Regions from separate parts of the Mus musculus genome. Here regions 1, 2, 3 and 4 are each linked to region 5. The links are chromatin loops, found by intact Hi-C in ENCODE. Cell type or tissue: left cerebral cortex. All regions are shown on one strand. Links, peaks and the distances in the headings refer to the core of each region. The heading gives the core; the rest is flanking DNA.

Region 1 (4,718 bases), core at 229-4,228, 440 kb after region 5:
GAAGATCCAAATACTTTCTGAAGTAGGATCTTTAAATATGTTTTTAATGCAGACATGAAACATATGCTCATCAAAATAGAATATTTTTAATATTTCTCCTTTTGTCTTCAAACATCTTGTGAATGTTCAAACTAAATTTATTTAATTTATGTGGTCACATATATCTATCTTTAGAAAATTAACATTCTGCTGTATTTACAAAACCCATTTTTCCAATATTAGGAAAATACATAATCCTTCAGAAAAATTTATTGTTAGGAAATATTCAATAAGAAAGGCCAAAACAAAACAAATCTGAGTCTGTTGTTTTCCAGTTTCAGTTGGTCCATAATAAAAATTCTCAATTGCTCTGTGGTAGCTATTTTATCTTCAAATATTGATTACTTTAATAGAGGTAAAACAAAGAAATAGACAATATGTTGATTTCATTCTACTGGTTTGATACACACGAAAACCTGGGAACACTCAGAGTTCTGCCCTTTATTTTCTATTGTCACAGTAAGAAAGAAATATTGGCGTTGAAATGAAAAATGATGGATCTTTATTCTTATTTTACTATACTGGAAATGATGAACAGGAAATGGACCAAATCAATGTCCTAATAATGCTGTTTTCTTTTCAGGTGCGGGGAGACACCTTTCTGTCCCTTTTCCAGCCACTGGTGTCACCAAGCTTCCTTAGCTCATGGACGTTTACCCTACAAGCCATGTAGCATCTCCCAAGTTTTTCACTACCACCTTGAGTCCTTTGAATAATTCTCACATCTCTTTGAAAATCTGCTAAGGATTCAGTTGAATTCATAGGGATAATTCACAATAACTTCTGCACTGCAGAATGCTTTAGCTGACCACATCTGAAAAATCCACTTTGCCAAGCTGGTGTGCTTGGTTACAGGCTCCTCTGGGGCTAAGAAGGGAATCCACAACACCTGTGCTCGATTTTTACTTAAATACTTGGATTCATGAAGATGCAGCATTTCTTCTTGTTGTTTCTGATTTTTGTTTGTTTGTTCTTTTAGGATAGAATTTCGTGATTCAATAAGATTCTGAAATTAAAGCTTTGCCTCCCCCATAGTGTCCATAGACAGAAAAGCATTTTTCTCTATCCTATCCCTCAAGTCTGTCTTTAAATCCATCTAGCATTGACCCCTCAATCCAAGTTCACGCCTGCCCTTTTGTGACTCATCTCTGTGAGCCCACTGAAATTGTTTGACATTCTAAACAGAAGGTAATCCTCCTTGAACTGCCAATAGGGCACAGACACATCAGACTCTTTCTCTCTTCCCAAACTTGTTCTTGCTCTGAACATTCGCTTGCTCTCTCACGTTAGAAGACCAAAGTTCAAAGACGACAATCCCGTACTTGCATCTTTAAGGAGCACTGCCACCTCAGTGCTCCTGCACCTCACTGCCCTTCCTGGGGATCTACGACCTGAACTTCCTCATGTCCGGAGCTTTGCCTGGTGTCTTCTTGTATGACTGCTCAGTAGATCTCTCTCAGCTCTCTGCCTGATTGACGATCCACTGCTAGCTGATCACATTCTACATTTGTCATGGCTTACTCTGGAAATCGTCCTCTGATCTCTGGCAGTAGCTATAACACCATCACAATATGTGGTGCCCTCTGGTGTAAATTTTTTCTTTCATTGCTGTAACCACATCGGAACTTTATGTCTCATTCATGTGGTCATATGATTCATAATTCTCACTCACTGATAAATAAATTGTGGAAGTGATAAGGATTAACTCTAGCTTTCTCAGACAGATTTGCTGGTCTGTTTTCTGCATAATGTGACTGGATGAACAAGCTTTGTAATTAAGCAGGGGAAAGTTCCCATTTCAAAGTAAGTAAGTAGAAGAGAGTTCCTGTCTCAGATTTCTGACAAAGACTTAAGTGACAAAAGAAGACAGATTGAAAGTGTCTGTCACCTCACATTAACCTTGTCCTGGGAATGTGAGAATGCAAGGAGTACTTTGGAGTCATTTGCAGCCTATTTCTCTATAACAGTTAAAGCTGCCCTTCTTCAGACGACTGTGTTAGACCTAATCAGAGAGAAGGCAGGTTGTGCCTAGGCTCTATGTTTGGAGGGATTACAGCCAAACTGGGTTTTCAGGCTGCTAACTCAAGGTTGAAAGCATTTCCAGATTCAAGGTAAGTTCCGTACACCATGCATAATCCTCACTGAAACTTCTAAAAGAATATCTAATACTCTGATTAAATATATGGAATCAGATATTTAGGAGGAATTAAGTTCTATAGCTACAGCTATCAACTGTTTTATTTGCCTTTAAAACTGGACATAGAAAGGTATCAAGTATTGTATATTCTTCTATCATCTCAAAGGCAAGCAATGACTGATGAACTTGGAAAGACTGAAGCAACTCCTGATGTTTTAGGTTAGGGGTTTTATATTAGTTTGAAGGTCATTCTAAAAATTACAAAGTATATCTAGTAAAATACTGATTCATTTTGCTAAGGAAACAAATCAAATATTAAGCTTGGCAAAGAGTCAGAGCTTTCATTATTTATCCTTCACTGCCCATGACACTGCTTATGTCACTGCTTGATTGCTGCAGCCATAGTCCTGCTTCTGGGCAGGCTGGTCAGTACTGTTAGCATGACACCCTGTGGCTGGATCTATCAATAGCAGAACTGTCAGGTCACAATCCCCTCTGATCTTACGGGAAAATGGTCCTTCGAAAATCCAGTTTGAGTATAACTTACAGATGAAATAACTTTATTAAGTAGAATGGATGTAATAGGATTAAATAGTGGCAAATATTCTTGCTTAAGATAGGAGTTGGGAACTGTATCAAAGTATGTCATAATATGTTGCACCAATTTATACCATGAGTTGGAAAGGATTTCTTCTCCAGTAAGAGCACAGACCAGCAATCAACACCAAGTGTATGCTCATCTCTTCAGTTGTACATGAGCATCTAAGACAATTCTATATCATTTTCAGAAGTCCTGTGAGAAGCTCTTCTCTTATACTTGAGAACTGAGGGTCAGTGAATGTTAAGTTTTTTCCTTCATCTTCTGGCTAATTGAGTGCTTGCAATAAACGCTGCCTTAAAGGCTTGGGCTTTAAAATCTATTGCTTGGTTTCCAGGACTCCTAATATAATGGTAGTATTTAATAATTATAAATTCAGACCTTGAATGTGGGATCATTTGAAATATTGCCTCTGTTATTAAAAAAGAGACGAAAATGTTATGCTGCCAGGAAGTGCAGTGTTGCCTGGCTAGCATTTCAACCCTCTCTCATCTGTCTGTGTAACATCAACCTTACTGTCCTTCAAGACTGGTCCACACATACCTCCCTTGGATTCTGGTTCATTGCAAATACCTGTGAATTTCTGAACATTCAATGAAATACCATCTGTGCAGCTCAGTGGACAGTGAATCACTGTGATGTCGAACGCTAGCATATGCATATTTTAATTTGCTTAAATGATTCTTGCCAGTTAATTTCCACCTGTTCACATTTTCAGGTGTGTGCTCATAATGAGCTGGTCTTACTTGCTATATTCTGGGCTCAAAACAGCAGCCAGGGAAGAATAGGTGTATTGGTGACTATCCAAAATTATCCACACAAGATAAATAAAATAATTGTGACCCAGGAATTTGCACAAGTTCTTACATTCATTTTATGTGGGCTTAACATAAAAACTGCTTTTGATCCAATTCCTTTATGGCTTAAATGTATATTTGCATTCCAATATCATAAAAATGCAAAATTTTGTAACTGTCTTTTATGCTTGCTACTGATGAAATATATGCATCATTAAATACATCATAAGATATTGAACTAGAAGAAAGAAAATACTCTCTTATAAAAATTACTCCTTAGGATTCACATATCAGAGAGGTAGGAGAAGCATGGGGTAGGTGGGAGAGTTTCTGAAATGTTAACTACAAGGAGCTAATTATGCTAATTATGCTGTGCTCTTTGCACACCCTTTCCTTGCTCCTTTCTATTAGAAAATAATTGGTTATTTTATTTATTGACATTTCAAATGTTATCCCCCTTCCCATTTTCCCCTCCACAAATGCCCATCCCCTTCCCTGCCTCCATGAAGGTGCTCCCAGACCCTCTCACCCATTCTTGCCTCAGGGCCCTAGCATTCCCTAATCCTGGGTTATCAAGCCTCCACAGGATCAAGGGACTTCCCTCCCAGTGATGCCCGATGTGGCAATCCTCTGCTACATATCCAGCTGGAGCCATAGTTCTCTTCATGTGTCCTCTTTGGTTGGTGGTTTAGTCCCTGGGAGCCAAAATCACCCAGTGGAACAAAGACAGCATTTTCAACAAATGGTGCTGTTTCAACTGGTGGTCAGCATGTAGAAGAATGCAAATTCTTATCTCCTTGTACAAAGATCAAGTGAAAATGGATCAAGGACCTCCACATAAAACCAGATACAGTGAATCTAATAGAAGAAAAAAATTGGAAAGAACCTTGAACACATTGGCACAGGGAAAATTTCCTAAGCAGAACTCAACGCCTTATGCTCTAAGATCAAGAACTGACAAATGGGATCTCATAAAATTGCAAAACTTCTGTAAGGCAAAGGACACTGTCAATAGGACAAAATAGCAACCCACAGATTGGAAAGAGATCTTTACCAATCCTAAATCTGATAGAGGGCTAATATCCAAAATATACAAAGAACTTAAGAAGTTAGGCTGGATAGAACCAAATAATCCTATTAAAAATGG
Region 2 (4,718 bases), core at 429-4,428, 740 kb after region 5:
GTGGAAGGGGCTTGTGCCCCAGGTCAGGCCCCAGGTAGTCTGCCACCCTATTTCCCGCGGTCTCAGGTTCCGCGTGATTGGATTGGGGCAGGCGCTGTGTTCCACTCACCAGAGGTCTTAGGATCCCATGGGGAATCCTGTGTGGGCCCTTGCGGGTGTTGGGCAAGTCCGCTGGCAAGGTACCTCGGGGCTCGAGTCTTATTTTTTCTTTCTACTGAAAATATTTTTGTTATTTTCATGTAATATATCCTAATTATGGTTTTCCTTCTCCAAACAGTCCCAGATCCTCCCTATATCCCTACCTACCCACATCCACATCCTTTCTTGCTCCCTCTCAATAGAAAATAAATTAGCATTAAAATAACAACAATAACCTGAACAAAAACAAACACAAGAAAAATTCACAAGAAGAACAAAGAAAACTCAAAAGAAACATATATTGATGTAGAGACAAACACACTGGCAAACACAGAAATCTCATAAAAACACAAAATCAGATACCAAGTTATATAAACAAAATGCCTACAAGGAAAGGGAAAAAGAAAGAAAGAAAAATGAAAAATAAAATGCTCAGACACATGGAGAAACAAAACCAAATCCAAACAACAACAACAATAACAAAAACCCTCCAAAACTACAATGGGATTTGGCCTGGCCTTAAAAGTGGTTTGTATGCCCAATTAGACACCTTTGGAGACAACTAATTTTCATTATGAGTGGTTATCAATTAGTTATAGCTTCTGGGTTGGAAATGTCAGCTGGACTGCTGGGCATGGTGTCACACGTCTTTAATCCCAGCACTCAGGAGGCAGAGGCAGGCAGATTTCTGAGTTCCAGGCCAGCCTGGTCTACAAAGTGAGTTCCAGGACAGCCAGGGCTACGCAGAGAAACCCTGTCTCGAAAAAGAAACAAAGAAAGAAAGAAAGAAAGAAAGAAAGAAAGAAAGAAAGAAAGAAAGAAGGAGGGAGGGAGGGAGGGAGGGAGGGAGGGAGGGAGGAAGGAAGGAAGGAAGGAAGGAAGGAAGGAAGGAAGGAAGGAAGGAAGGAAGAAGGAAATGTCCGCTGGAAACACAGACGTTATTAAAAAGCGAATTATACAAACTCATAGGTACACATATTTGAATCAGAAGCATCACTCATGGGAAACGTTAAGTTTTGCGTGATTGTGTTTTTTGGCTACCATCTGTTCTTCGAGTTATTTCTGTGTGTGGGATTCACACATCAAAAGTTCTATACAAGGATGCAGTCTTAACACTGTATTCAACGTTGTGCCTGTTCGTTTCCAACAACAGTAAGCTTCACCAGAGAAGCTATATTAGCAAAACTGGCAAACACTAGAAACGGGGCAACCTCCCCTGGAAGGCCAGCCAATGGTCTCTGCTCTGAGCTCATTACTAACTCTTCTCTGGATATACAGTTTTTCAGAACTCTGGATGTACTTTCTCAGTCCCTTTACTAAGTAATTTCTAGATAATTAAACTGATCAAATGATTGTCAGCAACAGGTTTATGAGTACAAGGAAATGCCAAACAAGTAAAGAACTGTGAACAGAAGGCCCTCTCCTGGCGCAGTCCGCATAGTTTTATTCTAATGGGTCATAGTGACTGTAGTGACATGTCTTCTCCCTAGTCCCCAAACTATCACATCACATGGTAAGCTACATGAGGCCCCTGGTTTAGTTCCTTGCGATTCAGAGATGTATAGCAAATAAAGGCTCTTTAAATTATGAATTCTTGTCTCATCCTTGATCTCATTGGGAAACAGATAGAGCAGAGTAGATTTCACTGGAGAAACTCGATATTACGGAGACAATAAGCTATGAGGAATAACTCTAAAGATGTAGTGATAGCATTTAAAGGACGTTGGGCTGCCCACAGGAAGGGCAAACTTGGTCAGGAAAATCCCCTGTTCCATTAGGCCTGAGGCTTGTTTGGGAGGGAGTGGTTACAGCTCCCGGGATGGCAGAAGGGGCTACTGGGGTTTCTGGGTCGAAGCTGGTCCACACTCAGCAGACAGGAAGGAAATGAGCCAGCCTGCTGGGTGCGGGCATTCAGCCCATTAAGCAAAGCCACAGAGGAAGTCCTGGTGCTGCTAACGACTCTAAGCCTGGAGCATTCAGTATCAGTACGCTTCAAGTACAACTTTCTGAAGGTGATCATAGGGCTTGATGTGAGCCTATGAGGTCACCGCGTCCACTGGGTACGTGGCTGGATAAAAAAGCCACCACATGTTCTCACCACACACCCACATCATGTACGGAATAATGCAGCAGAAGCCAGAAGGGTAACGCCAAAGCAAAACTGCTCAGAGGAAAAGCATAAAAGAGAGGAAGAAAGAAAGAAAAAAAAAAAAAATCCCTTTTTTTTCTTCAGCGTGTCTCTTGCGCCCTCTATTGGCAAAGTAGATATCTTGCGGCGTTTACAGAGTTGTTTTGTGTTTGGAAGTGAAATTGGCAGTGTTCTCTCTCGATCCTCACTAGGGGGTCTTGGCTGACACATTTGTAAAGTTAGTCCCTCCATTTTGAAATGGTATTTTTCCTTGTCATCTTGCCCTATCAAATTTGTAAGTCGGAAATTCAGCGTTCCCTTGATGACTCTCCAGCGACTTTCTCCATAGCAAACATCTGCCTCAAATAAACTCTCCTTTTTTCTGTCAACCTCAAACTTATGTCATTATCTGTCCTATGAACGACTATATTTATTCCTTGTGAAAAAAGAGATAAGTGCCTGTAGTTCATGAGACATTTCACTTGGCATTTCAGGTAGATAGATATAATCTGTTTATGTTATTATAATTTAAACTGCACTGTAGAGGTAGAATAACAGCTCTGTCAATTAGAAACATTAGGAATTCCATACAAAAATATTGAAATAATATGATAGTCATGATAAAAATAATGATCACAACAAAAACATTCTTAATAGGAAATTGCTTATAACCTGTCAGTAAGATTAAAACTAGGTAGAGGCTCTCAGGGGTTATCACTTCCAAACAGGGGGGAAAACAATCTCTGAAGTCAAAAGTAAAAATCATTTAAGGCTGTGAAAATTATCTTAAGAATAATAAACATGTGTTTGGAGGGAAGAGGGTCTGTAAAGCCATCCAACCCATGGACCATATTAAGACTCAGAAAACATATTAAAGATGTAGGTATTTTCCGCAAGATCTTTGATATTATTTCCAGTGGTTCCTCGTCTGGCTCCCTTTTGTGAATCTTTTCTGCTAAGCCTCTAATCCAAATCTTGTTCTCCAGGTCTCCTTTTCTATCACAGTCTTGTAACCATTCATCTTTATGTGTTGTTAGAGCCCAGTCCTATCCCCTTCCGAGCTTCCGTCCGAAAGAAGATGCTCAGCCATTCTCTACTCCATTACCTTGTGCTTCACTCTGTGTACCTTTGGGGTGGAGCTCTTTCCGACTCTGAGTCAGCTTGCTTGCTCTGCGGTGTGCTTTGAGGCTACTTGGTGTTTTAGTTAGCTTTTCAAGTACCACAGCACAAACCTTGAGATGGACCTATCAAAAAGCGAAGAGATCTTTATTTTAGCACATTGCTCTGGAGGTTCAAATATAATATCGGGTGGCTCAACTGCCCTTAGCCTCGGATGAGTGTCATGCATCACTATGGACTCGAATACTTTCTGGTCAAGACAGGAAGCAAGGAAAGATGAGAATCCCACAGTACTCTTAGACATATGCAGTCAGTGACTTCAGGAGATCATGCTAGGCCCTGTTATTTTATTTTTAGCATTTCTCAACAGGCCAACCTGGAACCCAAACTCATAACACATGGACTTAGCTGGGAGAAATTTGCGACTAACCCACAAACCTCAAGAACCTGGTAAAGAACTGGAAAATTATAGCATTAGACAATGAGAAATCTGAGCTCCCTGCCACTAGCAAACAGTGGAGACCCTTGCCAACATCCATGAGAAGCAACTATCCCAAACAAATCGTTAAGGTTAATAAAGGCCTAGACATGGTAACTGAAAGGTCATGAGAGTCTGGACGAAAGGGAAAAACCAAGTACAACCTTCCTAGTTTCTAGATACTAAATAGACCAAGAGCTATTCACATGAATGCATAACCAGTCAGGCTTTCCATTGATCTGAAGTTATCTACCAATTAAATTTCACAGGGTTGACCTTAAAAATTATCTAAATACCAAGATATATTTTTACGTTTTTAGTATTTCGTTTATAACAGTTATCTGGAAAGAAATTCCATGTGATATTATGATATATTGGTACAGAAGTCACAAGGTTTGATATTTGTAGAGTTCTACCTGAAAGTGCAATTATGATGTATTAAGAGTCAAAAACAAACTCAATAGACTCAATAGACTCGTATAGACATAGAGACACATACATTTAAACACACAGAAATCTCATACAAACCCAAAGTTAGACATCATAGTATCTACACAAATGGTTTGTAAAGAAAATCAAAACAACAGAAGAACAACAGTACGGAAGCATTAGAAGACAAGGAACCAACCGCCAAATATCCCACTGAGTTTGCTCTATGATGGCCATCTACTGTGACATGTGTTGCCTGGCCTTAAGAGCAGTTTCAATACCTAGTGACACTCCATTGGTAAGAATTAATTTATTTGTGAGAGCTTCCAGTAATAGCTTCTAGATTAAGAATGAAAAATTGTATCTACTTCCTGACTTATTCCTGGGACCTGATCAGAGCCAGACCTGTGTGAGCCCTTGGCTGGT
Region 3 (4,718 bases), core at 254-4,253, 730 kb after region 5:
AGGTGGTTACACACATGAAGATACACACACCTTTACACGGGTGAGCATACCCACACACATGTAAATACATGTCTCTGTCTCTGCCTCTGTCTCTCTGTCTCTGTCTCTGTCTCTGTCTCTCTCTCTCTCTCTCTCTCTCTCTCTCTCTCTCACACACACACACACACACACACACACACAAACACACACAACACACACTCACAGAGAGAGCAATGTAGAGAACACTTAAACACTGTGAGAAAGTTGATAGAAATATGGGTGGTAAAGGGCGTTTTGGTGATGTCTCAAGAGAAAATGAGGTACTGTCTATTAGACTCTCACAGAGTGGCAATCCTTATGGTACAGTGACAACCTGAATCAATATTCTAGTACTTTGTGGAATGTAGTTGTTCAGACTGATGAAAGTGAATATTTAATTGAAGATAGTCTAATAAAATTATTGAAGATGAAGCTTGGCTTGTACTAGGGGTTCATACTGAAAGCTCACGGTAAGAGAGACATTACTTAAAATGCATGTGTTAAGCAAAGACAAAAGTTAAAACTGTAGAAAACTCTCATTCCATTCATATTACAAGAAGAGGAGGAGGGGGGAGGAGGAAGGAGGAAGAGGAGGAAGATAACACTGAGCTGTGGCTAAGTGGCCATTTGATAAATGAATTAAGAGGAAACAGATACCTCAAAAGAAGTCAGGCACTATGTTTAAAACGGTGGAATATAATGCACAAGTCACTGGTAGAACAGTTGTTCAGCATGCATGAAGCCTTAAGTTTGATTACTAGCACCATTTAAAATAAGCAAAGGAATGAATACATTAAATGTGTTAGTTAACTGTGGAAAAGTAGCCTGAAAATGAGGCAAGGGTCCTTAAGGATGCTATAGTCATCACAGGTCAAGAACGCACAGGTTGTGTGACTAATGCCTGCATCTGCTTTGGTTTTCCAGGATCACACCATGTGGAAGCAGAGATGTGGTACTATCCTGAGAGCTCAGTGAGCATGGCTTCTCAACCCAACAGAACAGCTTAGCAAAGGGACAGCAGAGACTTGGGAGTGCAGGTGGTAGGGGGTGGGGGGTGGTGGTTTCCAAGCTGGGTACTTACATAAATCCTTTCATTTGGGTCTTGGAGGCAGAGCATCAGAACAAAGGGTTATTCTGAAGGCTTACAGTTCAAAAGTAGAATGACATTAGCCTATCAAGTTTTAGACTTCCTTGAGACACAATCTTTCTTTTTTTTTCTTTTTCTTTTAATTTTCCCCTTTTGGAATAGGATTGATTCTATCCTACAGCTACCCACAACAGTTGCAGTATATTTGATCACACTGTGAATCCTGAGATTGTGTTATTTACTGGAAAAGCCTGTTATTAGTTATGGTATGGCTCAACTTTAGGACATACCTTTAATCTGAGAGTTTTCTGTTTGAATATTGTAAAGAGGAATAAATAAAATCAACCATTTGATAGCAACCAGTTGGAGCAGTAACCAGTTGACAGGAAGCGAACATAGGATTATTACAATTAAAAACATAGAGAGTAAGAGGGAGTCAGGAGGACAGGAAGTAGAATGGGGAACATGCAGTTTGAAGGAGGTTTCTGAGATGCCTTGAGAGTAGGGCTTTGTTTCTGGGCTGTGAGCTGATGAGGAAGACCAGCCGGGTGATTTCTCTCCTCTTGACCTATAGGTGACTTTGTTTACTCCTGTTTAAAATACTCAAACAGAAACGTCTAGGGTTAAAAATGTGTGCTAAGGCTGAGCTGCACCACAACTAACAACAAGTTTTTGTAGTAAATAATGCTATTTTTGGATCACAGGGTGATCATGTATCCTGCAACACACAACTATATTTGGAAGCATAGACCTCCTCTGTCTTCATCATTCTTACCTGGGAAGGATTCCTCACAGGATGCATTTCATCCCTGGTTCTATGCTAAGTAATTTAAATGCTTTGTGAATATAGACCTGAGACCATAGGCTGGAGTGAGTCGGGCAACACGGGAAAGAATAGTTTTCATACAAGACACAGGGATATTGTAGGAAACAAGAGAGAGGATATTATAGACTACATATTTCTGTCTGTCTAACATTTTTATGTTGGAATTGTAATCCCCTAATGTATTAGTATTTGAAGAAGGACCCTTGGGAGATTATTAGGACATGAGGGGCAAGTTCTATGACTGGTAGTAGTTTTTCAATGGTTAATTTTTCCTGATCAATATGTAAATAAGTCACATGACATGTTCTTGGGCATGAATTTTCTGTGAAAAAAATCTATTCCGCAATTGTCAATCTGCATTATAATAACAAAAAAGGATATAGGTAGATAATTTAAAATAAATTACCTGTCTGCTAGTGAATCTGGGTAGCTAAAACTCAAGACATTTCTGGGTTTTACTATGGCGAGATCTGCTTCTTTCTTTCTAGGCCATTCTGGTGACATTAAAAAAAAATACCAAAGACCTATCTTCCTCTTTTTATCCATTAAAAGGCAAAACCAAGGGCAAGTGGAGAGAAGATGTAGTGATTTTTTTCATAGAACATTCACAATATTTGCCTAAAAATCTCATTTGTGACATATTTATATCTTGATAAGGAAAAATTATCATTTGAAAACTACTAATAATCATATAGAAGTGTATGTGTGTGTGTGTGTGTGTGTGTGTGTGTGTGTGTGTGTGTGTGATATAGACAGGGGAGAGAAATGGATAGAGAGTCAGCTTGCAATATAGTCTATTCTGGCCTCAAATTCACTACCTTCCTGCTTTAGCCTCAAGTTTGCTGACTCATCACTTTTCATTAAAAAAAGACAGGGAGAGGAAGATTTTCTTGAGATATTATATAATTCATGAAGAGTTCAAACTATAACATAAGACTCTTGTGTGTTATAGATGACAATTACATCATCAAACAAAAACAGATAAAATGTCATTGAATGATTAATTTTAAATAATCTAACCAAATATAAGCCCAGTGCAAGTGTGATAGGCCATACTGTCCACACTTTCCACCATAATGGTCATTCGTGTTGACAAAGGATTAAGAAAAAAATCGAAGTGCATGCTGAAATGAGCCTGATATGAGTGTCTCCTGAGAGGCCCTGCCAGAGCCTTACAAATATAGAGGCAGATGTTAGCAGTCAACCATTGGACTGAGCACACGGTTCCTAATAGAGGAGTTAGAGAAAGAACTGAAGGAGTTGAAGGGTTTGCAACTCCATAGGAAGAACAACAATATCAACCAACCAGACCCCCCAGAACTCCTAGGAACTAAGTAATCAACAAAGGAGTACACATGGCTATATCTGCATATGTAGCAGAGAATGGCCTTGTCATGCATCAATGGGAAGAGAGGTTTTTGGTCCTATGAAGGCTGGATAGATGCCCCAGTGTAGGGGAACTGAGGTTGGGGAGGTGGGAATGGGTGGGTGGGTGGAGGAACACCCTCAGATAAGCATGGGGAGGGAGGATAAGATAGGGTGTTTCTGGGAGGAAAGGAAACTGGGAAAAGAGATAACATTTGATATGTAAATCAAGAAAATATCCAATAAAAAAAGAAAGAAAGGAAATCAAAATATCTCCTCCAGAGATTCTTTACCATGGACAAATAAAGGATAAAATGTCTTTTCTTGGGCTGAAAAGGTGAATAAAGTAAGCACCACAGATAGGTGGATAAACCTTCTCCCATCCTAGTCTTCTGGCCACACCTGTCTAAAGTGAGGTCAGAACTCCCGTACACACACCACACACACACACACACACACACACACACACACACACACACACACACACCAGCATTGCTTCTCACTTCCTACCTCGAGGACTTCTGCATGGAGAGCTGAACATAATACACTGAAAGAGTCACTAGACTAAATTTTCACCCCACACCTCTTCCTTCCTCAGCTTAATAGTTCTTAAAGCATTGTGCATATTAAGTGTACCTCCTAGGCCTCACATAGGATGTGTGCATAATTGTTGATGTAAAGATAAGAGCAATGCTTTTTTTTTGTAGGACTACTTTTTGAGATAATATGTGAGCGTCTTCATGTATTATACATGGCAATTGAGGATCGTATGTAGTTTCTCTGTGTGCTTTTTAATGCTGGCAGCAGGAACTTCTGGGTTGAAGGCTCCCTGGCCTTACGCTTCTGTGTTCCTTCTCTGCCTTCTCTGCACAGAATACACTGCTCATAGCCAAGATGGCTCGCTGAGGCTACTGGTCTCTTTCTCAGGTGATTTCTGGTGTCCTATCCTGGTTGGTAGCTCCTAAATCTCACTCTCTTCTTTCCTAAAGGGCAAACAGTATACTGAACTACCTCCTTTATTTCCTTTAGAATGTCCCCAAAATCACATTGTGTCCTTGGCCAGCTACAACTTCTAATAACCCATTATTAAACACAGACTTTTATTTTTTTTTTTATGTGTTTCTTTTTCTTTTTTTTTTCCCATTTTTTATTAGGTATTTAGCTCATTTACATTTCCAATGCTATGCCAAAAGTCCCCCATACCCACCCACCCCCAATACCCTAACCACCCACTCCCCCTTTTTGGCCCTGGCGTTCCCCTGTACTGGGGCATATAAAGTTTGCGTGTCCAATGGGCCTCTCTTTGCAGTGATGGCTGACTAGGCCATCTTTTGATACATATGCAGCTAGAGTCAAGAGCTCCGGGGTACTGGTTAGTTCATAATGTTGTTCCACCTATAGGGTTGCAGTTCCCTTTAGCTC
Region 4 (4,718 bases), core at 400-4,399, 80 kb before region 5:
CCTGACTAAGACACTTCTTTTTCTGTTTTCTGACAGAATTATATCTAACTGGTCGTGGTTCTTATTTATATTAATTCTTTGAATATTTATGAAGATATGCTAGCAATTGTATATTGGGGGTTGGGATTTTCATTGTAGGAAGGGATTTGGATACTATATTTAATTTTTCCCGTTAAACTGGATAATGTTTGTCCTGTAGTCTCTGAATAATTATTGGATATGTCTATGTACCAAACGATGTATCCAAAGCATGTTAGGAACCCTTTGACCTGAGTTTATGGTAATGGAACAAGGTAAGAAATGTGTGTTCTTATAGAATTCACATTTTGAAGGGGAGACAGATTTTCCAGCAATACAGCAATAAATACAATATTTCAGTTATGATTAATTCTAAGTAGATGTTTCTATTGCCATGGGAGTGGAAAAGTTGAAAATGGAAAGCTTTGATTTAATCTAGATATATTAGGAGTGTTTTTTATGAGTAATTTATATAAATTATTGTGTTTTCAACTTGAATTTAAGCCATTCCTTTCGTTTTTAAAATATATTCTTAATGTAGTTGTTCTTTTCTGTGCTACACTTCTACCTTGGACTCTGAATGCAATTATATCTCTAGTTCAGTACAAAATATCCTGATTACAAGAGAAACCCTGTTTTCTATGTGTCCTACCATTGGGACAGCTGATTTCATTATCTTGGCTGCCATTGCCTCTCCCTACCACATGGTGTCTCTGTTGACAACTGGACAGCCATAGCCACTGAGCCTTGCACCTCCTAAGAAGGGTGGCATTTTGAAATCAACATTGCAGGGATTTTGAAGTCTTGCTACTGGTTGCTATTAACCATAGCTGTTGGCAGCCATGGCCCAGACTCTGCTAGCACTGTTCGAGAAATATTCCCAGCAGTGTCTTGGCAGATGAGAAACACTATTATAGGCCTATGTAGATTTAGTTAGCTCTTGTATTTCTCAAGACTCTGGGAGTCTTGGATATCTCTTTTTACTGTTTACCGTGGTAAGAGATAACTAACCATTTATTTGGTTTCTAATACCAGCCAAACACAGAAAATACCTATGGATTCCATTTGCTACTAGGGAGAATAATTTGTTCAGAATGATCTGGGAACCTGCTTTCCAATTTCTGGGAGACTTATCCTCCCAGGGATTCCATAGATGACTTTCTAGCATTTCCATCACAGCAAAACAAAGGCAGAATCAAAAACATATAAAAGGTTGTTTTATTAAACCCCTTTTTATTCTAGGTAGCATTGCCAAGGGGGAAGTATTAATTGATTCTAATATTAGAAAAATGCTCATGCATCCAATCATAGCAACCAGACTGTTCCTCGGGGCTTTACCTCTTATTGTTCTTGTCCTTCCTCGATCAATTTCAGTTTGTCTATATCTTTTCAAAAATGCAGTGACCAAAAGTGCCACAATATCCAAATAACTAGCTAGTGAATGCATAATGTAGCACACAGATTGCTTCCAAATGTTCTGCACATTGTTCTGCTTAATAAATTCCAGAATCATAGCGTTGCAGTTTAGTGTTAGCCTCAGGTCTTTCTTGTCTGTGTCCGTAGTCACAACTTCCAATATTTTTATTCCTTTACTACAATTTTATTTTGTTTCAGAATCCAGCATTTTTGTTAATGTCATTTTGACTCTTCTTTGAACATTCCAGAAAAATGCTGAGATTTCCAGATGCCAATATACCTGACGCCCAACCCCTACGCATGTGCTAGTTATTCAGTAGTTTCAAAACTGAGTTCTTTAATAACTACTGTGTAGTTTTCTAAATATATCATAACTCTAATGGAAAAAAGCATCTTTGAGACAATAGGTCACAATGTTCTTCTGATTTTCACAATGTTCTTCTGATCCTGGGAAAAAGTAATTATGTTTTTCTCCCACTTGAGTAAAAATGCAATAATTCTGTTCAAGACAAAAAACAATTCTATGTCCTCCTACAAGTTCTATAAGAACCACTCAATGAAAAAAAAAAACAAAAACAAAAAAACACTTCTTCCTACAATGTGCTATAAGAACAACTCCATTGAAAACACTCTTCCTACAGTGTGCTATAAGAACAATCTACTGCAAAGATATCCTCCTACAATGTGCTATAAAACAACTCCTTTGAAAACAGTGTCCTCCTACAATGTGCTACTACTAAAGAAAGCCTTGGCTTTCATGTCTGAAAGCAAACAGATTGATCCAACATTCCTGAATATCCCTGGTTGTTTCCTAAGCTTCTGTCTGTAAATTTTAAAGCATATTGCACTGTTTTAAAAACAAAATAAATTCAATTTGCTCATCTAAAAGTCACAGAATCAAGTATAGCCAGGAAGCTTAAATTTTATTGGCAGTCATTAAATAAGCACCACAATAAGTAATGTGGAGCTTAGGCAATTTTTAAAGAGATTCATCCAAAATCAATGATCAAAATTAAATTAACAACTAGTTAATGGTTGTAAATTATAAGGTCCTTTTTTTCTCCATACAACGCTGTCTCTACACTTCACACATCAATTTGATGTGAAATTTAAATAATACAGTTAATATACATTGCCAATTACTCCTTTGTGGGTATGGTATATTTTTACCCTTCAGTGAGCTCCAAATTAGCACTTCAACAAAGGGTCTTGTGGAAGTGGAATTGAGAGTCAGCAAATTATTTAGCTAGGATTTCCTGCTCACTAGCTTCGAATGACGTCCACCTATGAAGAATCCAAAGGGAGTCTAGGAAGTAGGACAGACTTGTGACTCTCCTCTGCCACCAACACTGAGAACTGTAGCAGGTTTCATCATTCAGCTTTTTCTACTTCCTGCTTCTGCTCAATGATACAAATGGCAGTCATGAAGTGTCCTGCCTTGTCGTCTCTTTGAATCTCTGGTTATTCTGATCTCTTCCAATTGTTTGCAGCATTGAGGATGGTAGCTAATTCCTCCTATTTCTTTCTGTGGTTTGTCTCAGTGTTTTTCCAAGACGTGGGAAGCAGATCCTGTATTAATACTTCCTACCTCAGATCGCTTGCTCACTCATACCAGAAAGAAATCTGGACTTTTTGTTTCTCTATTCTGAACTTTATACAATTAAATTCAATATTCTTTGATTTGAGAAACAGAGAATGGTGGAAGAATGCTGAAATCAAGTTCTCTAAAAATGGTCAATGCTGAGAGCTGAGGAGTTAGCCTAGAGCAGAATACTTGTCTAATATTCAGGAGGCTTTCCACCTAATCCCAGCACTAATGAGAAAAATAAAATAATAGCTGTTAAAATAGTCAATTGTGGATGCTCACAGTCATCTATTGAATGGAACACAGAGTCCCCAATGAAGAAGCTAGAGAAAGTACCCAAGGAGCTGAAGGAGTCTGCAGCCCCATAGGAGGAACAACAATATGAACTAGCCAGTACCCCCAGAGCACCTGTCTCTAGCTGCCTATGTAGCAGAGGATGGCCTAGTTGGCCATCAATGGGAGAGAGGCCCTTGGTCTTGCAAAGATTCTATGCCCCAGTATAGGGCAGTGCCAGGGCCAGGAAGTGGGAGTGGATGGGTTGGGGAGCAGGGGGGTGGGGAGGGCATAGGGGATTTTCAGAGAGGAAACTAGGAAAGGGGATAGCATTTGAAATGTAAATGAAGAAAACATCTAATAAAAAATAAAGTAAAATAAAATAAAATAAAAATATAGTCAGTTGTGAGAAAGCACACCTCTTACCACAACTGGATTCTAGTGTCAGTGTATGCAAGCTTGTGGGTGAGGGAGGAAAGGAAGAGGAGAGCGAACAGGGAACAGGGGCTTGTGCTCATTATCCAGAAGAGAAAGCTTTCCTGCAACAAATGAATAAAGTCAATGTGCACAGTAGAACCTAGTCAAATTATCCTTGAAGGGTCTGTTACATTTTATTAATATAATGCATAAAACTAGTGGTAAAATGCTGTATTTAAAGTATTTATCCAGCAAAGGAAGAAATGGGTAAAGCTTATTAGGTCCTAAACTCAAAGATAAGGTTAGGAAGTTCCAGTACGTTAGTGCAGGGTAGAGTAACCAGTATACGTTAAAACAAAACAAAACAAAACAAAACAAAACAAAAGCAACAAAAAAAACCTTATTTAATATTTGAAAGTTTTATCTATTCAGTTCTTTATCAGTATATTTTGATTATATTCTTTTCCCTTCCCCAACTCCTCTCTGATGTCCAAATCCCGACCCACCCAATTGTACATTCTTTCTTTCTCTTTTTTTCCTTTAAAATATATTTTTATTGTGATGTTGACTTTGGTTTGGGACACTGCATAATTTAAATAATAAAGGATTTGGAGAAGGGAACCTGATCTGATATTGCTTGAGAGAAAAAGACTGAAGCCCTGAAGGTCAGCAGAAAGAATGTAAATAAGCAACCTTAGGAAATAGGAGGTTGGAGGGACCCTGCAGAATGCACCAGAGACCTAGGAGGTGAGAGACTCCCAGGACTCAAAGGGAGGGACCTTAGATAAAATGCTGGACAGTAGGGAGAGTGAACTTATAGAGCCCACCTCCAGCAGGAAGACAGGACATCAAGTGAGGGATGGGGTTGCCATCCCACAGTCACATCTCTGATTCATAATTGTTCCTGTCTGAAAGAATAACAGGGATGGAAATGGAGAGGAGCCTGAGGAAAAGAAAGTCCAGTAACAGGCTCAAAGTGGAATTAAGCTCAAGAGAAGGTCCCAACGCC
Region 5 (4,718 bases), core at 244-4,243:
GAGTGGAGAGGACGCATGGGCTATGGAAAGGATTGGAAAAGTCAACTGTGACCACATTGCTAGGTGGCATATGGCCAGAGTTACAAGTAAAAGAACTGCCTTTAAGAAGAAATCCCAAAATGAATGAGTCGTGGCAAGTTTGACTTTAAGCAGGTATGGGGGGGGGTGTTAAGAATGGAGAATTCAGGAAAGGTATTAAATTCCTTAATCGAAACACTGTATTATGGGAAGGCAGGCACCAATAAAGAATTAGGTGAGAAATACAGAGGTCAAGAGGCCACTTGGACATTTTCAAAGGAATTGGTTATGGTTTTTCTCTTGAACTTTTTTTTTTTTTTTAAAACGTGCCTTTGTGCCCCGAAACCCTCACCTTTTGGTGGTGTATTTTTTTGTATGTTCATGAATGACTATTTTGTGTGTGTTGGAAGCGATCTAATCCTGCATAGGAAATGAGAATTACTTTCAGCTTTCAAGTGTACCTGAAATGTTTAGAAAACTTTCAGATGCGAGTTCCCCTGGGCTGGGATTGCACAGAGCTGGAGAAAAGCCTCTTTCATAAGTCCAGGGAAGCTTCGGGGGTGTAATTTGCTTAGCCTCTGAACCCCATATGATTCACAGCATTCAATTTCTAAACTCCTTTGCTCTTGATCTACCACTATAAAGCCATTTTTTGAGACTCTTTTGTAAATAGAAATTTTATACCACACATGAAACCACAATGCTAATGTAGGCATCCTAAAACTGGAATATTAAATACCCTGTTTACAATACAAGGGGAGGTTCTCGCTGCTATTTAAGAGGGAAATATACATGTTTTTCCTACTTTGTTATCTATTTACAATGCAATTTCACTAGCCAGGTAAGATGACTGCCAGAGACAGTTGGGAAATGAGGATGGAGTGATATATATATACATATATACATATATATGTATATATATATATATATTGCTTCAAGGCTTCACATCTGGATTTCAACTCTATAAAGGACACATCTTAAAACAAAGTCCAAAAATACATATGTTCTCTTCATCATTCCTATGCATTGCTGGGCCAGGGTAATAGCATGGTGTTTCTTGGTATGCTTGCTCCTTACCTCTGGCTAATGTGATGGCATGTGGCACCTTAAGGCTCTTGAACTGCTGATCAAAGGGCAGCCTAGTGATCTATCTATAATCATAGGGCCTGCAGAGACCTGAGAGATCAAAGGAGCCACAACACCAGCTATACCCAGGCAGGAAGCAAATCCAACCAACCTTTGTCCTTTCTAACACAAAATAAATGTCTAGTTTAAAATATTGCTTCTTACTAAATCTCCATAGCAACCCAGCTTCAACTTATCGCTGCACAGTGAGTGCTCCTTTCTATTTCTGGTCCCTCATCTCCTGTGGCTGGGTCCCAGCATCCCTCGTTCTCCTTGCTACTTTTGTATCCTTTTGCTTTTTCCTTGCAGTCCCTTCTCATGATCTACATGCTATCATCACTTTGCAATGAGCGCCAGAGCTTTCTGCTGGCTGCAGCTAGCTAGCTACTTGGGTAGCTTCACATCCCCAGAAGATGGGAGTTCACTAAGCCAGGCCACACACATTCTGGTGCCATCTGATGCTGGGCCATTCTCATTCCTAAGATGCATGATGCTAAAAATAGTCTCCTCATTTCCTAATCTGTGGGCAGAGGATCTGGCTATGTTTAGCTCTTTGGAGGGTTGGCAGCAGGAAGTAGAGAGGAGAGGAACTACTCACCTTAATAGTTTTCAAAGTAAGAGAGGTAGTGCTAGCTAACACTAGGGGGCAATATAGAGCTATTTTCTGCACATTCTCAGGTTGACTTTTAGACATAGGGTTTCAGGGTTTGAGAATAACAGGTGGGCTTGGAAGAAGAGCACTCTGGAATGTGACCAGATTTCTTGGAATAGCAGCCACTTCTTTTGACTTTTTTTTTTTTTTTTTGACTTCCCAAAGTGTCACTTCCTTACATTGGCTAGTTTCCACCCTCATATTTGGTTGTGCTTGAGTTTTGATTGCCCTGTTGCTCTTTGTGTTGATGATCCTCTGGTTCTGTAGGCATGACCTTCTCAACAGTTAGTTCCCTTAGACAATGCCAGGGGTCAACTTGATTCACATAAAGGCCTTCTAAGGGCCAACCACAAAGTGTCCAAATCGATCTGGATTTGTGATCATAAGAGGTTGGTTCTGTTTTCAAGTTCCCCCTCCTCTCTATGACTAGGGCTGATTAGTTTCTTTAACAATTTGATGTCATCAGTGGAAATTGGATGCTATGTTTGTCCCATAGTGGAGCTAAATATGCACCCTTGGAATGGAGCATATATACATGACTCAAAATTAGGGAATAGGACCATTTGCCCAGTTACTAGCTACTAGATTGTTGTTCTTGCTATTTGAATGTAGCATACTTTTATCTTTTCTTCCCAATGTCAGTGATGAAACTCAGGCCTCACAAGTATTAGATAAGCACTATCCCAGTGAAAATTACCCCAGCTCTTCTTCAATCCCATTGTTATTCCATACCCCGATGGCTCCAATATGAAGCCAGGCTTCCTAGATTTTCCTTGAGGAAATGAGTTGAAAAATAACTTTTACCTACTTGGAGGACATCTGGTTGTTAAACACAGGGAGGAAATACTTCATGTTGGCAAAGCACTAGCTCCAGATAACAATGCCTACTATGAGGTGCTAGAGTTCTTCTATTGAGTTCCAATAAGGAGGAATTACATAGATATTCAGAAGCCGCAAGAAGAAAGGCTCAGTTTGCACATCAGATGTAGCAAATAGATACCAACTACAAAGCTATCTGTGGAGCTATGTTTCACTTGTCTTACGTAAGTCATTTTAACTGACCCCTAATCTGTTTTTTGTTTTTGTTTTTGTTTTTGTTTTGTTTGTTTGTTTGTTTGTTTGTTTGTTTTGCTGTCCTTATTCTCCCGAAACACCTTGGGTTTTTGTCTTAGACTTTGTCTTTATTAGGGCTCATTTATGAGCAACAGTTACAGTGTATGCCCTTTCCTAAGGGAAGGTTTCATGGTTCTTTGGGCAACTTCCCTTGGGGAGATGGGTTCACTAGAAATGCTTTTGAATGTTTGGTCCCTCTTTTAGTGCTAGCTCTTCACACTGCTGCCACAAGCCTGCAGGTAATCAAACAGAGCCCACATTTTACCCTTTAGATAAGAACTTGGAAGCTCTTTTGTGAACAAACTGACCAGAGTCTTTAAAGATGCTCAACAGTACACAGGCTCTGACTGGGGACTCCAAGGACTTTCCTGCAAGGCAGTCCTTAAGTTTTAGAGTATGACCTTTGAAACATATATTTTTGTTCTTTATGAAGAAACTTCCTCCTATGGCTCTGTTCTGTATGAGAGAGCTGAGGCAGCTGAATAAGGAAAGAACAATTATGTAATGATGAGTGCGGTCCTTTCCTTCCAATAGCTGGGTTTTGGAAGTCCTGTACCAACTGCAGTAGTCTATACCCAATCAGACATATGTTACATTCAATTTAAAAGGTATTCACAGAGGATAAAAGCCCTGTAGAAGCTTTGTAGGTGGGCATGGAATGTGTTAAGTCCTTCTAAACAGATGCTGGGATGGGAACTGAGCTTTTTCAGTAGTTCAAGCTTGACTGATACAGAAGACTGGCATAGCTTTCTCAGTCAGCTAAGCAATGCCCATGTCTTGTCTTTTTTACCTCTTTGAAATCTCTTTATCTGTCTTACACTCACTTCTACCTTGTGCTTGCAATGTCTGTAGTGTTAATATTATTAGTTCCATATTTCTTACATGAAATTATGATAATCTGATGTATATTAATTTATATAAAGCACCCACAAATCAAATATTTCCAAGACCACTAAAATTGTCCACATAGCTTTGTGTTAGTGTCAGTCCAAATACCATGTCATAATTGAAGTTCCTTCATTAGATTATTCTCATTTTAATGTTTTTAGTCATTTATTTGAAACTGTTGTCTGTAGCCAGAATATCTCAGTATTTTTGTGTAATTTCCCATTCATTTATTAAACAATCTGTGCTGTATATTTATTTCCACATCTGGCTTCAACTATGGGTAAAACACTATCCTTTCCTTTCTCCTATGAATCTATCTAGAGGTTAATCTCCTGTTGATGTGCCCTAGTACTTATGCTATAATGTTAAAATGGGAAAATGTTTGTACTGAGTCGTCTCTTCCAACAGCACAAAGGGTCTAGCCATTCAAAGCTGCCTGACACAGACCCAAGTCTAGGAAAAGCTCCTTCAACTCTGGGTCTCAGAGCTGAGCGGTCAGTGTCTCTATCATACCAACAGTAAAGCTTTCTGACACTGTGGACAACTAGCAGAGATTGTAGGTAAGCTTACAGGAGGGACCTAAAATGAAGGGGTGTGGTTTCTTTTGGTTGCCCGTCACCTACTTGCAACCTTTGGGCTTCCCCTTTAAAGGATTGTGCTTGGAAGAGATGGAGGCAGACATGGACACACCAGTGGCTTAGTTATCTGTCTGAGCCCCTGGAAAATACTAACCATAATTCCTTTGTATAAGTTCTAACTTCTTGTTATGGATATTAGACACAACTTCTCCCAGGACAGGTTTTGCTGACCCTTTAGTCAAAACTAGCCAATCTACTTGTCTTGTCAAATATAATAGTATAATTAGCTTCATAGAACTTTCCATGTTTTGTTTCTTGTTTCTTGATTCTTTTTTCTTTTTTTT

What was found. Hi-C counts contacts between places; a loop is a spot of excess contacts. Peaks named below come from ENCODE experiments on the same cell type or tissue, not always from the same donor. Only the 100,000 strongest peaks of a DNase experiment are listed, where the experiment ranks them.
Region 1: a loop joins it to region 5, with 1.8 times the contacts of the local background. A loop is called at or near these places in 11 of 42 quality-filtered maps.
Region 2: it touches region 5 in a loop (8-fold over the local background); 25 of 42 quality-filtered maps call a loop at or near these places.
Region 3: it touches region 5 in a loop (4-fold over the local background); 25 of 42 quality-filtered maps call a loop at or near these places.
Region 4: a loop joins it to region 5, with 2.6 times the contacts of the local background. A loop is called at or near these places in 7 of 42 quality-filtered maps.

Annotation. Positions count from the first base shown.
Region 1 is chr3:81,480,954-81,485,671 of GRCm38, forward strand. No RefSeq gene overlaps it. Among named protein-coding and RNA genes, the nearest start is that of Gm52636, 150 kb to the right of the region's middle. In left cerebral cortex, for the core only: a CTCF peak has its summit at 2,625; no DNase peak of the experiment used is centred there.
Region 2 is chr3:81,781,042-81,785,759 of GRCm38, forward strand. No RefSeq gene overlaps it. Among named protein-coding and RNA genes, the nearest start is that of A830029E22Rik, 19 kb to the right of the region's middle. In left cerebral cortex, for the core only: a CTCF peak has its summit at 2,397 (motif pointing left); DNase peaks (open chromatin) are centred at 1,213, 1,551 and 2,220; H3K4me3 peaks cover 475 bases; H3K27ac peaks cover 736 bases.
Region 3 is chr3:81,770,430-81,775,147 of GRCm38, forward strand. No RefSeq gene overlaps it. Among named protein-coding and RNA genes, the nearest start is that of A830029E22Rik, 29 kb to the right of the region's middle. In left cerebral cortex, for the core only: no CTCF peak of the experiment used is centred there; no DNase peak of the experiment used is centred there.
Region 4 is chr3:80,958,041-80,962,758 of GRCm38, forward strand. No RefSeq gene overlaps it. Among named protein-coding and RNA genes, the nearest start is that of Gm29808, 31 kb to the right of the region's middle. In left cerebral cortex, for the core only: a CTCF peak has its summit at 718; DNase peaks (open chromatin) are centred at 744 and 2,162.
Region 5 is chr3:81,037,785-81,042,502 of GRCm38, forward strand. All of the region lies in intron 1 of Pdgfc (platelet-derived growth factor, C polypeptide), which reads left to right. Among named protein-coding and RNA genes, the nearest start is that of Pdgfc, 3.7 kb to the left of the region's middle. In left cerebral cortex, for the core only: a CTCF peak has its summit at 1,786 (motif pointing right); DNase peaks (open chromatin) are centred at 524, 1,480, 1,730 and 3,461; H3K4me3 peaks cover 853 bases; H3K27ac peaks cover 1,703 bases.